Regions from separate parts of the Mus musculus genome. Here region 2 is linked to region 1. Evidence: chromatin loops called from intact Hi-C (ENCODE). Cell type or tissue: heart. All regions are shown on one strand.

Region 1 (8,000 bases):
ATATGGCTTAAGTTTTTGACTTTTCATGTCTGAAAGACAAAATGATATCGGTTGACTTTTTCTTTTAACATTTTTTTTTACTTGTTTAGTATTTTTGTTTCTGTTAGACTGTTTGTTTTTGAGGCAGGGTCTTATGTTGCCCAAACTGGATTTAAATTCACTGTGTAGTTGAGAATGATCTTGAACCGATCCTCCTACCTGTGCCCAGCAGGTACCGAGAGTGCAGGCATGTGCCACTCCACTGTCTTTTAGCACACTGACTACATCATATAGTCTTCTCTAGTGACCCTTGACTTGCTGTCTGTCCATTGAGGAGGTAGCCCCTCTGCTGGTCTGTACATCTTTGGCAAGGGTAGTCCTTCAGGATTTAGTATAGCATATGATTATGGAAGGACCAGAGAACTTAGGTCGGGAAAGTTTTCAGTGTGTTCCTAGTTGGCTAGGCTGCTACCTTTGTACTGGTGCTGGGTGGGACTCCTACCTGGGTAACATCTGCCCTGTGTGACCGCTGTAGACTCTGCCATTCAGCAGAGCTCTTAGCTGGTACTATTCAGACTCCTGGTTAGGGTAGTCCCAGCATGTATTCACTGGCTTGGTGATACCAATTTTTGGCATCTTCTGTTGGATAGTGATATAGGCTGGGCTCCAAGGTTAGAGAGATTTACTGGGTGGATGGCTTAGAACAGGTGGCCCCAGAGGATTTCTTCATAGAAATGTGTAATTGGAAGTTACCCATGTCAGTGGGAGACAGTGAGTGGGGTGTTGGCTGAGCTGGGTCTAGCTATCTCTTACATATCTGTTCATGGGTGGAAGTCTTCCTCACTCTTCATGACTGTGATCACTGAGTGGGCTTTTTGAGAGACTGGAGCTGCTGCTTGACTTTCTAGACCAAACAGGTCTAGCTCTGTCCCGCCTTCCTCTCTGAGGGTTCATTGGAGTAGCTAGCTACATAAGGACACAAGCTAGGTTCCCATAGTACTTCTGAAGACAACCCACACAGACCTGTAGATGAGGGCATGAGATTGGCTTAGATCTTGAATTGAGTGCCACAGCTGTTAGGACATAGATATCATCAAGATATAAGTGGTCCCCGTGACCTTTTCTTTGGGCCTGAGGCAGGTCAGTCTAGCTCTTTATTACTGCTAGTAGTTTGCTTGGGAGGAGACTGGAGTGGCTTCTAGCTTTGAATATTAGAGAAGTCCGTAGCTGCCACCAGTTCTCTTTCCATTTAAAGACATCCAAGAAAACCTCTCCCCTGGTGCTGTCCAGACTTGAGGAAGAAAGAGGAGCAACACGATTCAAGTCAGAGTGTCCTAACTCCACCTCCTTCTCTTCTTGTTCTTAGATTTATTTAATTTGATGTGTGTGATTCTTGCCTACATGTATGTCTGTGTGCCACATGCATGCCTGATACCCTTGGAGTTCAAGAGAGGGCACCAGATCTCGTGGAACTGAAGTTACAGATGGCTGTGAGCCACCATGTGGGTACTGGAAACCAAAGCTTGCTCCTCTGCAAGAGCAGCTGGTGCTCTTAACCACTGAGCCATCTTGACAGCTTCTTGTTCTTACATTTCAAATTCCATTTTTATTCAGCTCTGGAAATCTAGCACATACTTGTTTCCAAGTGACAGTTGTCAAAAATATCTTCTGGTCTGGATAGACCCGGATACTTGAACTTTCTTCAGGTGCCACATTCACCATCTTACCCATTCCGTTCTCTGTCTTTACCTCTGTGTGTACATTTTGAAAGGTTGGCAGGAAGGAAAGACACATGAGAGACAAGCAACTTAAGATAGTGCAGGCCTTCACTGAGAGCAGAACCTGTAGAGTGGTCTCTGAGGATGGGAGCCTACCATTTCCTTACAGGCTGGAGTAGCTATAGGACAGAAAGACAAGATTGGGAGAGAGGCTGAAAACACCATCATGGTGGCTTACAAACATCAGAACTCTACTTCCAGGGAGCCTCATGTCCTCCTCTGCTCTGAGGGTAGCAGGCATGCAGGCAGTCCACATACAGACCTGCAGGCAACATTCTCACCTGAAGTTAAGTCCCCTTTTTGGTTTTCACCTGCCATTACTAGGAGTGACCAGTGAGTCCCCAGTTAAAGAATGTCAGGTGATGGATAAACATCTCATTGGATCACCATTACTGGGGTCCTGAGGGTAGGGCAGGCTGGAAACTAGAGAAGCTACCTACTTTAATTCTGGAAAGCACATTACCATAGCTATGGCTATAGTCAAAGATCCACCACAGCGGAGAATCTTTACAAAACGGCATATTTCCAGATAAGTAGACAGATACACTTGGACATATTTCCATACTACACAGTTGTGACATAGCCTGTTATATCTCGGTAATATCTCTGCCCCATTGGTAAATATTTTAGGGTTAAGACTTTTGTATTTGGATTCAGAGCTACACACCTGCAGTCTCAGCTACTTGTGGGATAGACAAAATTGCCAGAGCCATGACTCATCTGGGATATAAGAGACAGTAGAATGAGTCTTGGCGTGATGGCACACACCTTTAGTCCCAGCTCTCAGGAAGCAGAGGTAAGTAGATCTCTCTGAGTTCCAGACCAGCCTGGTCTGCAGCTTCTATAGCAGTGATTCTCAACCTTCCCAATGCTTCTACCCCTCAATAAAATTCCTCATGTAATGCTGATTCCCAACCACAAAAGTCTTTTGTTGCTGTTTCATAACTGGAATCTTGCTACTGTTAGGAATCATAATGCATATCTGTGTTTTCTGATGGTCTTCAGTGACTCCTATGAAAGGATCCTTCAACTCCTAAAGAGGTAGTGGCCCACAGGTAGAGGAGAGTGGCTGCCTGATCTAGAGCTTTATAGTAAGACCCTGTTTCAATAAATACATTTTAAGAAATGAACCTCCACATGAAACATATATACTAACGTTAATTAAACAATTAACTGATGGCTGGCTGGTGACATGGCTCAGTGGGGAAAGGCACTTGCCATGCAACACTGACAACCTAAATTTACGTCCTAGATCCCATGGTAAAAAGAAAGAACTGACTCCCCCAAATACCTCCACATTCCTGCTGTTGTGGATGGTAGCACACACCTTTCATCCTAGAACTCTGGAGGTAGAAGCAAGCAGATCTCTTTGAGTTCAAAGACAGCCTGGTCTACATACAAAACAAGTTCTAGGACATCCAGAGCTACATAGTGACATTCTGTCTCAAAAAAGAGACCAACACACACACACACACACACACACACACACACACACACGGTGGTGCATAGCTGTAATTTTGGAATTTGGAAGGTAGAAGGAAGATTAGGAATTTAGTCATCCTCAACTACGTAGTGAATTCAAGGCCAGAAAGAGCTACATGAGACCCTAGCTCAAAACACTAATGAAATACCACAGAGCTTGACAGTGGCAGTAGATCACCTGCCTGGCATCTGCAAGGCTGGGCTTGACACACCCAGGGGAGGGTGGCACTTGTAATGTGCAGTCTTGTTTATTTATGTATTTCTATGATATAGAGTCTTAGAATTGCTATATTGGACTGTAAGGGTTTTTTTTTCACTACCTCCTCCTTCTTCTGAACATATCCCTTCCTACTTTATGAGCTTCCTATTGTTGTTCTATAACCCACTGCATTTAATTATAGTTAACTGCATGGATATAGAGTTATTTACTGGGTCATGAACAACTTACCAATGGATGTACCCCTGGGGGAAAAATGACTTCCTGTAACCACTAACTCCCCGTAATGGGGTGGGGTCTATCCATCTTGGACTACTCACAGGCTTGGCCCTGTGCGCTCCTACACAGGTCCCCACTGCTGCTGTGTTTATGTTATGTCCAAAAGGTACTGTTTCATGTCACTGTACCCGTCCTCTGGCTTTTACACTCTTTCTGCCTCCTTTTCTGCAATATTTGTAGTCCCTGAGTGGCGCATCACAAAAGCCACTGTGCCTCGAAAGCCATCAAAGTGGCAACAGGCCCCTCCTTCCTGTCTCAACCTATGGCCACTGCAGTAAAATATCCTGCAAGAGCTGTCCAAAGTGGTGGCTCCTGTCAAAATGGTGGCACCACAACCTCTCCTCAGCCTGCAGCCTTCTCAGGAGGTGTCCACAGGAGCTGACACCTTTCCTGCCTCAGTCTACAGCCTTAGTGAACACACCACTGCAGGAGCTGTCCCATAGGAGCTGTCCACAATGGCAGCACCTCCTCTCCAGCCGTTCTCCCCGCCTGCCCCCCCCCTCCCCCAAGCAGATCCACAGAGATGGCACCTCAGCCAAAGCCACCTATGTCAGGAAGGACTTCCCACCCTAACCCATGGGCCCCGATGCAGGGAAAGGGGGTGGAAAAAAAAGCCACCAATTCCTGAGCAGGAAACCCACTAATCCCTGAGCAGGAAACCCACCAATCCCTGAGTCTCCCAAGCTCAAGATTGAGCTTGAAGTCCCACCAGTCCTCACTCTGGAAATTTCTGCCCGAGAAGCTCCGCCCCCGCCAAAATACCATCTAAGCACTGCCCTTGGCCCAATTCCCTGTTGCCCACTCCTGGGAGCAGAATCCCTGGATCCTTCAATAAATCTCCCTGGATTTGTTCCTCTCCACACCCTGGATCCTTCAGTAAATCTCTTTCATGAAGATTTCTGCCTGGTGTGACTCCCTTGTTAGAAGAAAAGAAGCAATGAAAAGAAAAAGTGAAGAAGGAGTGGGGCCGAGGCTCCTGAGCTCCTGAGCTCCACTGGGGATCCTTTTTCCCAGGAGCTGCAACACCTCTGCTGCAGAGGCATCCTCTCAGTTCCTGGAGAGAACAGACTTCTGAAAATGCTCCTCCGATTGCCACGCACAGACCATGGTCTGTACATGCCCACCCACCCCCAATGCTAAAATACAAATTTAAATCTATTTTTTTTTTTTAAATGTAAGAGTGCTCTGTCTGCATGGACACCTACATGCCAGAAGAGGGCATACAGCTCTCCAGTTGACAAATCTGAAGTTATTCCCGTGAGTCTGCCTTTATATGTGTCTTGATGCTTCTCTCTTGCCACGTTCAATGTCCTTTTTTTGTTCAGTGTATTTGGTGTTTTAATTATAATATGCTGACTGAAGGCTCTTTTCTGATCTGTTTCCTATCCTAAACGCCTCCTATATCTGAATTGCCATTTCTTTCCCTAACTCTAAGAAATGTTCTGTCATGATTCTTTGAAACAGGTTTTCTATGCTTTTGAAATGTGATTCCTCCTCCTCCTCCTCCTCCTCCTCCTCCTCCTCCTCTTCCTCCTTCCATGTGTATTGCCTGTAGATTTGGTCTTTTCAGAATATGTTGGTGTGGTGGTTTGAAGAATGGCCTCCATAGGCTCATGTATTTGAATGCCTGGTCATCAGAAAGTGGAACTACTTGAGAGGGATTAGGAGGTGTAGCCCCGTGGAGGAAGTTTGTTACTTGGTGTGGGTGTGGGGTAGGGATGGAACTTAGGGGTTTCAAAAGTCTAAGCCAGTCCCAATGTCTTACTTTTCCTGCGGATCTAGATCTAGAACTCTGAACTACTTCTCCAGCACCATGTCTGCCTCTGTGCCACCATGTTCCCTGCCATGACAAAAATGGATTAAACCTCTGAAACTGTAAGCAAGTCCCAACTAAATGCTTTCTTATATAAGAGATGCTGTGGTCATGGTGTCTCTGCACAGCAATAGAACACTGACTAATACACATAGAGATCTTGGAATTCCCACTGGTGCCATATTGCTGGATTGTTCCTTTAAATTGTCTGGCTGTCCTGGACCTCGGTCTGTACACCAGGCTGGCCTTGAACTCAGACACCCATCTGCCTCTGCCTCCCAAGTGCCTGGATTAAAAGCGTGCGCCACCACCGCCTGTCAGCTCTGTGCCTCTGCAATCATTCAATTACTGAGACTTCCCGAAGCCTTTGGGTTGACTGCTTGACTTGTGTTCTCATTGCCAACTGTGCCTGGTTTTTCTTCAGCATTTCTTTGTTAAATTCCTCCTTTATATTTTGTGTTGTCTTTCTTATTTCATTCAGGTATTTGTTTCTTGACTGGGAGTTCTTTTTTTTAATTTTTTATTTCTTAGAACACAGTTATTGTTTTGAGTTCTTTGGGATTTCTAATTTATTCTCCCTAGTTGCTCTTACTGTAGGGTTAGTAAATTTTGGAGTAGTTCTGCTGCTTGGGTTGTTTGTTTGTTTGTTTGTCTGTTTGTTTTGTTTCTTTGTATTTCTGCTTTGGGGCTGATCTGCCTCGGGTTTCAGTTGAAGTATTTTCAGGATTCAAGTGGGGCATGGCTGTGGTAGAGTGAATATGCCCACTATACAAATTGTCACACAGCCAAGGAACAACAGTGGTTCTTTGACTTCAGTAATTGTTGGAGGATAAACGATCAAAAATAACATGGTTTGAATTCAAATTTTAGTTAATAGTATTAGGAGTGGAAGGGAAGGCGTTTGGGTGAGGGTAGCAAAGATGTCAGATCAGGTTTGAAAAGAGAAACTGAGCCAGGTCGAGCAGCCAACTCACTGGCTCCAGAAGTATAGTATGTATTATTTTTATCACGTTGAATTTGCAAGCTTTGTCAGATACCTACAGGATGATTTATATTGACAAATATAAATCCACGTGTACTTAAAAGAATGTATGTTCTTTGGGGGAACAGATTAAATTAGTTTAGCTCCTATATGTCTTTAACCTTACTAATTTTCTGTCTCCTTATTTTCTCTCTCTCTCTCTCTCTCTCTCTCTCTCTCTCTCTCTCTCTCTCTCTCTCTCTCTCTCTCTCTTTTGATACAATATGTAACCCAGGCTGGCCTCAAACTTCCCAAACTTTGTACATAGGCAAGGATGGTCTTATACTTCTGACCCTTCGGCCTCTGCCCAGGGCTTAGAGGTGTATATTCTTACACCAGTTTATGCAAGGCTGTGGCTCAAACAAACCCAGGGCCTCAGGTATACTAACTCCATACACAGAAGACACCCCAGCCTCTCTTCTCCATCTTAATAAACAAAGTGGTTTCACCATAGATGGCTCGTGTCCAGCCTGACAATTACTGCATTTAATTGAGGTATTTTGTTTACCCTGAGCATAGCTATTAATGTAGTTAGCTTAAATCTACCATCACGAGGTACAGCCCATTCTTTATAAGTCCCTTGCATGTGTACTGCATGCAAAGCACTGACTGCCCTTTGTTCCAGACGATCCTTTCAAGGATTTTTATGTGGAAAACAGCCTTGGAGGATAAAGATAGTGTCTCCCACCAAAGCAAGAGGCAGACATGCTCACTACCCACACAACAGCGGACAAACAAACAAGAAAAATTGGTCCTTCAAACATCTGTGTTTTCTCCTATAATACAACGCTGTGTGGGTTCATTGCGTTGCTCTGTGGAAGCTGGGGTTTGGCAAACGGGGACAAAGAGGGCAGTGCTCTGGTTACTGCCCTTGAGGTGAGCCATAGGTTCTCCTGCTCTGAGCTGTGGCTTATAAATCCCCCAGTCTTCCCTCCCTCCCTCCCTCCCTCCATCACTGTTCCTAACAATCCACCAGTCTTCCCTCCCTCCCTCCATCACTGGGCCTAACAATCCACCAGTCTTCCCTCCCTCCCTCCCTCCATCACTGGTCCTAACTTTATTTGGGAGGAGGAGTATTGTCACTGTGGGTTTTATAGCTGTTGTATTTTTTGGTTCTCTGTGAGTGTTGTTGTTTCTGAGACAAGCACTCACTATATAGTCCAGGCTCACTTTGAACTTCCTATGTCACCTTAAGTGGTCTTGAACTAGTGCTCCTCTTGCCAAAGTCTCTCCTGCCCCAGGGCTGGGACCACAGGTGTGTGCCACCTGATACCTTGGTTTTGTTTGTACCGTTGCTTCCTTTGTTTCTATGCCTTCTTCTTCTTCTTTTTTTTTTTTTTTTTTTTACAAATATGCTTTTTAATGATTTATTTGTTTACATTTTCTGTGCACTGGTGTTTTGCCTGTATATATTTCTGTGTGAGAGGGCCA
Region 2 (8,000 bases), 95 kb after region 1:
CTCTGCCCCACAGTCATCTGGCAACAGCCAGGTGTGCCTGACTCACTATAAAAGGGGCTGCTTGCCCCCTCCTCTCTCTCTTGCCTTCTTGCTCCTGCTCTGCCTCCCTCCCCATTCCTGCTTTTCCTCTCTCCCCACTCCCTTTCCCCCTCTCTCCATGTACTCATGGCCAAACTCCATTCTCTCTTTCTCTCTCTCTCTTTTCCTTTCTCTGTCTCTACCCCCTCAACTCCCCTCCCCATGCCCTGAATAAACTCTATTCTATACGATGCCATGCCATCCTGTGGCTGGTTCCTCATGGAGAAGGGATGTCCTCAGCAAGGGCCCAAAGAGGCACCCCCTTCCCCCACACCTTACCACACACTCACCAAACATATTCCTTCTCTCCTGATCGTTTTATAAAACCCAAGATTGGGCCTCTTCTGCACTCTCCAGCCACCTCAGATGATGCCTTGGCACACAGCTGGTGCATTCTCTTGGGTCTCTGTCTCCAAGCTCAGCTATGACCTCACTTTCACAACTCACAGGAATATCCACTCGCTCTAGAAAATTATGGGACAGCCTTTTCTTTTTCCTACTAATTTAGTAAACAGAAAGAAATGTGTTCCCCTATCAATAAATATACACCATTGTAGCAATGCATTGTTGGATTCGTAAGAAAACACCAAATTAAAAGGTTTAATCTAATACATTTTTTTCCACTTCACATAAGAAAAAATAATTTGCTGGTCATGGTGGTCCACACGATTAATACCAGCACTTGGGAGTCAGAGGCAAATGGATCTGTGAGTTTAAGGTCAGCCTGGTCTGCAGAATGAGTTCCAGGACACCTAGGGAGGGATACACAGAGAAACCCTGTCTCAAACAAACAGAAAGAATGAAAGAATGAAAGGAAGGAAGGAAGGAAGGAAGGAAGGAAGGAAGGAAGGAAGAAAAAGAAAGAAAGAAAGAAAGAAAGAAAGAAAGAAAGAAAGAAAGAAAGAAAGAACAACTTTAGAGATCGATGACTTGACCTTAGATGATGGAACTCATACATTTATTTTTGTTTGGTCCTCCTTAATACAACACTTTGCAACTCCATGTTCCTCTGCTCACATAATGACTGCTCAGGCTCCAAATAATCATAAACCCATCCACATTCTCCACATGGAAAAGATACTCTTCCTCTCCCACTTACATCGGACTTGCCCTCTGTAGCTGTAAGAAAAACCTTTGTTCTCTTGAGCATTGCCTTTGCTTTCTAGGTTCCCTGGATTTGGGTTTTGGTGGTTACTGAGACAAGGTCTCACTAGATAGCACAGGCTGACCTCACACTCTGCATGTAGTCAAGGGTCAAGGCTAGTCTTGAATTCAATGATCTTCTTGCCTAGGCTTCTCGTGTGTGTGTGTGTGTGTGTGTGTGTGTGTGTGTGTGTGTGTGTGTGTGTGTGTGAAAGAGAGAGAGAGAGAGTCCATCACCGTGCCCAGTAGTATACTGCCTTCCCCACCACCTTTGAGACAAGGTTTCATGTAATCCAGGTTGGCTTTGAGATGGAGCCAAAAATGACCTTTAACTCCTAATGCTCCTCCTTCTACCTCCCAAGTGTTGGGATGATAGATGTGTGCTTCCAGGGTTTATTCGCTGCTGGGGACCGAGCCCAGAGCTTTGTGCACACTGGACTACTTTCCACCTCTGAGCCATGCTCCCCACCCCAGATGTTGCCTTACAACAGAGCTTCCGACCCGCTGTGGCCTCCACTACCAGCTCACTTCCCACTTCTCAACTTTGTTCTAGTTAGATGCTTTGATTTTCTTGGCCAGTGGCTATTTCCAGAGATCAAATCAGTAGCTGTAAAATGGATAAAACACTAAACATCAAAATCATTGACTATGTCAAACTTGAAATGCCATTGAAGACTTGGCAGGAGTGATTGTCAGTTAACTCAACTCTTCATTTCCTGGACTATGGAGTCCTAGCACTGGTCACCTGTAGTGAGCCCTATGGACAATGGGTCTGTCCCTGAGGAACTCCGGTTTCACTGATGTGTGGGCAGGGGACAAAGGGTATATGCCCAGTAGTTTCACACACAGGCCAGATTGGGCAGGGGGTGTCACACCCACATGTCTGAAGACACACACCATTTTGAGTTGTGGGGTGGGGAAGCTGATGAAGGGCCCAGAAATGGACTTAAGACCTCTGATGTGTCCCTGTATCCTTCCCATGTCCCCCTGCTTTAGGGTTTCCTGTATAAACTTTTGTATACGGCTCTCCTGGAAGTGCCAAGGGAGAGTCCAGCCACCATGCCCTCCCTGGTTCGACTGGGACTCTTACTGGCCACCAAGGTTACAACCCAGATTCCACTCCACCCCTGCCTTCAAAGTAGGCACGGGTACTTCGGGCTTCTTTTTTGCTGGAGTCTAAGAATCCTGCCAGTCATGGCTGGCGAAGTGAGGTAGGCACAGGACAAAGCAGGAATCAAAAGCAGTCTGGGATTTGAGAGGACCTGGCTGTCCTCTGGGCCTCTCCTAGTAGCTTCCCCTAACCCCAGACTGCACCCTCCCCTTCCTGTTCCCCTTCCTCCCCGAGCTCTGAGCAGCCAAGCTTAGCTTCCAGTCAGACTTTCCGGAAATCCCCTACCCAATTTCCATCTCCTGAAACAAAGACTCTCCAGAGGCTTTGCCCATTGTCCTTGGGACAGGAACAATGAAAGGGCGGAGTCGCCTCCGGCTGCGGGGCTGGCTCTAGTCCTGGCTGGTCTCCTGTTAAAGCATTGGCCAGAGCGCAGGGTCCCACACTTAGGGGCACAGCCTGCAGCCTTTCTTCTTCTAGCTGAACCTCTGAGTCTCAGGGCTGTAGCTGGACACCTGCCGTGCCTCCCGCAGGCTTAAAGTGGCCCCCGCTGCCTACTAAATCCCCTTCGTCCCAGGGGCTATTCTGCTCTTGCCCACCCCCAACTCAACGTCCAGTCCAGCTCCTCTGACCCTGGGGGGACCCGGCCCCTTCCCTACGGCTCGCCTTGCGGGGTCGGGTCACAGGAGGCCGGAGGATTCCAATGTGCAAATAAACACAAGTGGCTTTGATCAGGGCGACTGGCACAAGAAAAACGAGCGCCCTGGTCGCCAGAAAGGGGCGCTTGAAAGCGGGCTGAGGAAGAGCGCGGGGGAGCTCTATTCCTTTCGCTGCTCTGAAAACCTATTTTGTTTGAAAAAGAAAATAGGCGATCCTGGGAGAGGGCCCCCGCCAGGCATTTCAGACTTTCCCTGGAACCGAATATCCCATGAGTGGTTCTTTCTGTTCCCAGTAGGGGGTGGGCTGCCTGGACCCCACCCTCCCTGGAGGCCTCGCCTTTGGAACATCTCGGGTGCCCTAGGGAGAGACAGAGGCAGAAAGGAGCTGGGCTGGGGTGGGGTTGCAGGCTGGGAGGGGGCCGGGCCTATTGTCTCCCTGGGCACCAATCCACAGCCCCAGGCAGCTTAGAGAGGGCAGACAAAGGAGGGAATGGGAGGCACAAAGGGGCGCGGAATGAAACGGTAAGTAAAGGCAAACAAAAGTGAACCAGGGAGACAAAAGCTGGGAACAATATTCCCCAGGCAATAGGCTCTGGGAACAATAGGGACACTGACAGCCCCACAAAGACACCAGTGTCTCCAAGTAGACGTTATCTCAGGCAGTGGTTGGCAGCCCCGCTCTGGCTGCAGCTATTTTCAGTGCCGCTTTTGTGCCATGCTGAACAATATTCCTTGCATGGCTGCTGATAGAAAGATGAGAAGGTTTCTGTTTGATTCTCTCCTTCCTTCCCTCCTCCTCCCCCAGTTCCAGCCCTACCAGCTCCAAGGCACTGCAAGCCCAAGGCACTGGCCCCATCGGGGCTGTGTGCTTTGTGTGTGTGTGTGTGTGTGTGTGTGTGCTGGAGAAGACCCAGGCAGCAAGCCAAGAGGGTCTCTTGCAGCACTTCCGCCTGCCCTCCGACTGCCCAGGGCCACGGAGAGTGGAAGACAATGGAGAGTGGGAGATTAGGGCTGGGCAAGTAGAACTTGGGAAACCCAATTACCTAAAGTAGTGAACCCTTAAAGAGACCCACTTGGCATTCTTGGCCTCACTGTTGCTGGCTCTTCAGCAGAAAGGGGTCCCACCCTGCCACTCTGCTGCCTCCTCCTGTCGGTGATCCCCACCCACAGCTTCCTTCCCTTCTGTCCCTTAGCCTTGTGAGCTCCCAACCTCTCTTCCCAGCTACACCATAGCAAACCTAAGGGGTCAGCAAAGTCAACTCTAGTCTTAGGAAAGCATGGTTGTAGGATACTGGCCCCTCCTAGACCAGCCAGACTTTGCTCAAGACTGCCCAAGTCACATCCCACTGTGTTAGCCTCTCTGTGGTCAGAAACTCTGACCTGGAATTCTGACCCAGGCGCTCCTTTCTCATGGCTACTCTGCCAATGAAGAGAGTGACACAAGTCTCTTGGGATTCATTATGTATGGCTTCACTGTGGGCTTTAATGCAGCCTCACGTTACCTAACTGCTATGGATATTGTCATATTCAGGTCATTTTCTATGTGGCTCAACCCCTTTGAGGTCTCTAGCTTCCTACGACAACTTGCAACCAAACTATGGAGAAAGGCGCTGATAACAGGGTGTAGTGGGCCACACCTTTAATCCCAGCACTTGGGAGGCAGAGGCAAGTGGATCTCTGTGAGTTCAAGGCAGTCTGGCATACACACTGCGTTCTCGGACAACCAGGGAAAGAAAGAAAAGACAAAAGGGAAGGGACTGATAAAAACCTAAGAAACCAAAGGCTGTCATGAAGCTCTGCCATCAGAAGGTCCAGCTTTGTCAATGTGTTAGTGCCTGGGAGGCAGACGACACCTGTGCCTCTGCTGGCCAGCACCTGGCTTTGTGTTAAAACAGTGAGCACTCACGGAGGAGGGGCAGGACTGCAGTAGGTAGGAAACCAGAACTTCAGCTTAGCTGGTAGCTCGAATGCTGAGTCTGTGCTCTCAGCTCCAGCCTCTCCCTGTGAGAAAAAGGTACCCACAGGCTCCTCAGAAATGCCTTACCTGCATCTGCTCCCAAACCAACCCCTAAGACAAGAGCTCACCAAGAAGCCCAGCTGGACTCGAACTTGTCATTACTCTGCCTCAGTCCCCTGAATGCTGCCTATATAGGTTTATGCCACCACTCCTGGAAGGGATTTACATGTTAGCAAGATTCTCCTGTGACATAATTCCTGTGTACTGGGTGGCAATCTAGCAATTCGCTTCTATTTGTCATCTGACTAACACATACAGACACACACACACACACACACACACACACACACACACACACACACAGAGCATCTTTACACTCAAAGCGTGCTGTGGAAGGATAAACCCTGTTAGGACTTACCTCCTTGTATGAGCCTCTGATGATTGTTTTTGTTTTGTTTTGTTTTGTTTTTGGTTTGGTTTGGTTTGGTTTTTTTGAGACAGGGTTTCTCTGTGTAGCCCTGGCTGTCCTGGCACTCACTCTGTAGATCAGGCTGGCCTCGAACTCGAGCTCAGAAATTCGCCCGCCTCTGTCCCCCAAGTGCTGGGATTAAAGATGTGCGCAACCATGCCCGGCTGATGGTTGATTTTTAATGTGTTGTCAACTTGACTGGGACAGGAAGTGCCTAAACACTTGGTCAAACACTATTCTGGATGTGTTATTAGAAGAGATTAACACATCACTTAGAAGGCTGAGGGAAGGTTGGGGGGAGTGGTCGGCAATGAAGTACCTGCCAAGGACACAGAGACCAAATAACAGAAATAAAAACCATGATTGAATGACGGTGACTGCAGGAGTGGACCTCACTGACTAAAAACTTGAAGAGAACAAAGGACTGAGAAGGAGGGTCCTCCTACTAGGGTCCTCCCACCAACTCCCACCAGCACACCATACTGGCTGCATCACCTGCCTTTGCACTTTAACTCACTGGTTCTCAGTCCTCAAACTTTTGACCATTGGACCTGACTTCACAGATTTGTCTCTTCTGCTACTCTGGCCTTGAGACTAAAACTAGAGCCACACCATTGCTTTTCTAGGTCTATAGCTTGCTGACAGAGATTTTAGGCACCCGTCCCTCCCCCTTGGTTCCGGATACTGAACCCATTCCTCTCTCTTATGTACACACCCACACCCCACTGGCTACAGTTTTTGGTGCAAAGAAATAGGGTGCTACTTCATGAATGAATACTTCAATGTGTATTTTCTTTTGTTTTTTTCTTTTCTTTTTAACAAAAAGACATTTTCTTTTTTCCTCTTCTTCTTCTTCTTCTTCTCCTTCTCCTCCTCTTCCTCTTCCTCCTCCTCCTCCTCCTTCTTCTTCTTCTCTATAAAAATTCATTTATTTTATTTATATGAGTATACTGTAGCTGTCTTCAGACACAGAAGAAGGCATCAGATCCTATTACAGATGGTTGTGAGCCACCATATGGTTGCTGGGAATTGAACTCAGGACCTCTGGAAGAACAGTCAGTGCTCTTAATCTCTGAGCCATCTCTCTAGCCCCCTTTTGGTTTTTCAAGACAGGGTTTTTCTGTGTAACAAGAGCCCAGGATGTCTGAACTCATTTTATAGACCAAGCTGGCCTCCAACTCACAGAGATCCTCCTGTTTCTGCTTCCTGAGTAAGGGAATTAAAGGCATGTGTTAGCAAGCTTGCCAAGTGTGTTTTCTTGTTGTTATTTTTGTTTTGTTTTGTTTTGTTTTGTTTTGTTTTTGTTTTTGAAATAGGGTTTCACTCTGTAGTCTTGGTTATCCTGGAATTCACTGTGTAGACCAAGCTAGCCTCAAAGTCATAAAGATCTGCCCGTCTCTGTCTCCCAAGTGTTGGGATTAAAGGTGTGCTTCAGACAAGGGACGATTCAAAAAACTTAAGAACAGTAACACATGTTTATAATTCCAGTTTAGGAGCAGAGGCAGGAAGATCATGAGTTCAAGACCAGGTTGGGCTATTTAGTGTGGTGATAAGAGAGCTTGCCTTCATGTGGCCCTGGGTACATGATGCCCTGGATTTTACCCTTAGGCTTGCATAAACAAGCCATGGTGGCATGATGGCATACGCTCAGGAGATGGAGACAGAAAGACAAGAAGTCTGAGGTTAACCTCAACTATGTGGTGAGTTCAAGGCTAGCCTGAGCTACAAGTCTAGTCTTAAGGGGGAAAAAAGAAGAAGGAGAAGGAGGAGTTGGAGGAGGAGGAGGAGGAGGAGGAGGAGGAGGAGGAGGAGGAGGAGGAGGAGGAGAAGAAGAGGAGGAGGAGGAAGAGGAGGAGGAGAGGGCTAGGCTGGAAACACAGTTCAGCTATTAAGAACAGGCACTGTGCAGAGGCAGGTGGATTTCTGAGTTCGAGGCCAGCCTGGTCTACAGAGTGAGTTGCAGGACAGCCAGGGCTACACAGAGAAACCCTGTCTCAAAAATCCAAAAAAAAAAAAAAAAAAAAAAAAAAAAAAAAACAGGCACTGTTCTTCTACAGGACCCAGGTTAGATTGCCAGCACCACATGGCAAGCTCCCAACTGTTAGAAATGCCAGTCCTAGGGGATCCAACTCTGCTGGCCTCCACAGGCACTACACGGATGTGGTACAAACTTAAATTCATAGAAATAAATAATAATAATAAGTAAAAGATTAAAGAGGGCATCAGAGCTACCTTCTTGATGTCCAGGGTGAAGCTACTGCTCTAGTTTCAAGATAGACTTGGTCTAAAGCTTTAAATGGTCCCTTAGCAGTGAGATGCTACCCAGTCGTGTTTCTGGAGTGTAGACCTACCTGGCTGAGCTGTGGAGGAGACCGCTGTCCAGTCTGAAAGGCAGCATCAAGCCAAAGAGAATTGCCCATGAACCATACCATCCAGCAGAATGCACCTGGGATGGCTGGGGTCTTTGCTTCATTTTACTTTTTTCTTTTGGGGAATGCAAATGACTCCTATACATCTCGGACTTCACATATTCATAGATGGAGAATGATTTTGTCTCTGGCTTTGTTAATTCCAACCTACCCACTT

Evidence for each region. A loop is a pair of places that touch in the nucleus more often than their neighbours do. Peaks named below come from ENCODE experiments on the same cell type or tissue, not always from the same donor. Only the 100,000 strongest peaks of a DNase experiment are listed, where the experiment ranks them.
Region 2: it touches region 1 in a loop (2.7-fold over the local background); 4 of 42 quality-filtered maps call a loop at or near these places.

Annotation. Positions count from the first base shown.
Region 1 is chr1:133,583,149-133,591,148 of GRCm38, reverse strand. No RefSeq gene overlaps it. Among named protein-coding and RNA genes, the nearest start is that of Snrpe, 23 kb to the left of the region's middle. In heart, a CTCF peak has its summit at 4,946 (motif pointing right); no DNase peak of the experiment used is centred here.
Region 2 is chr1:133,488,208-133,496,207 of GRCm38, reverse strand. No RefSeq gene overlaps it. Among named protein-coding and RNA genes, the nearest start is that of Sox13, 68 kb to the right of the region's middle. RefSeq lists an enhancer at 2,147-4,339. In heart, CTCF peaks have their summits at 3,135 and 4,127; DNase peaks (open chromatin) are centred at 2,647, 3,337, 3,857 and 4,167; H3K4me3 peaks cover 1,732 bases; H3K27ac peaks cover 2,761 bases.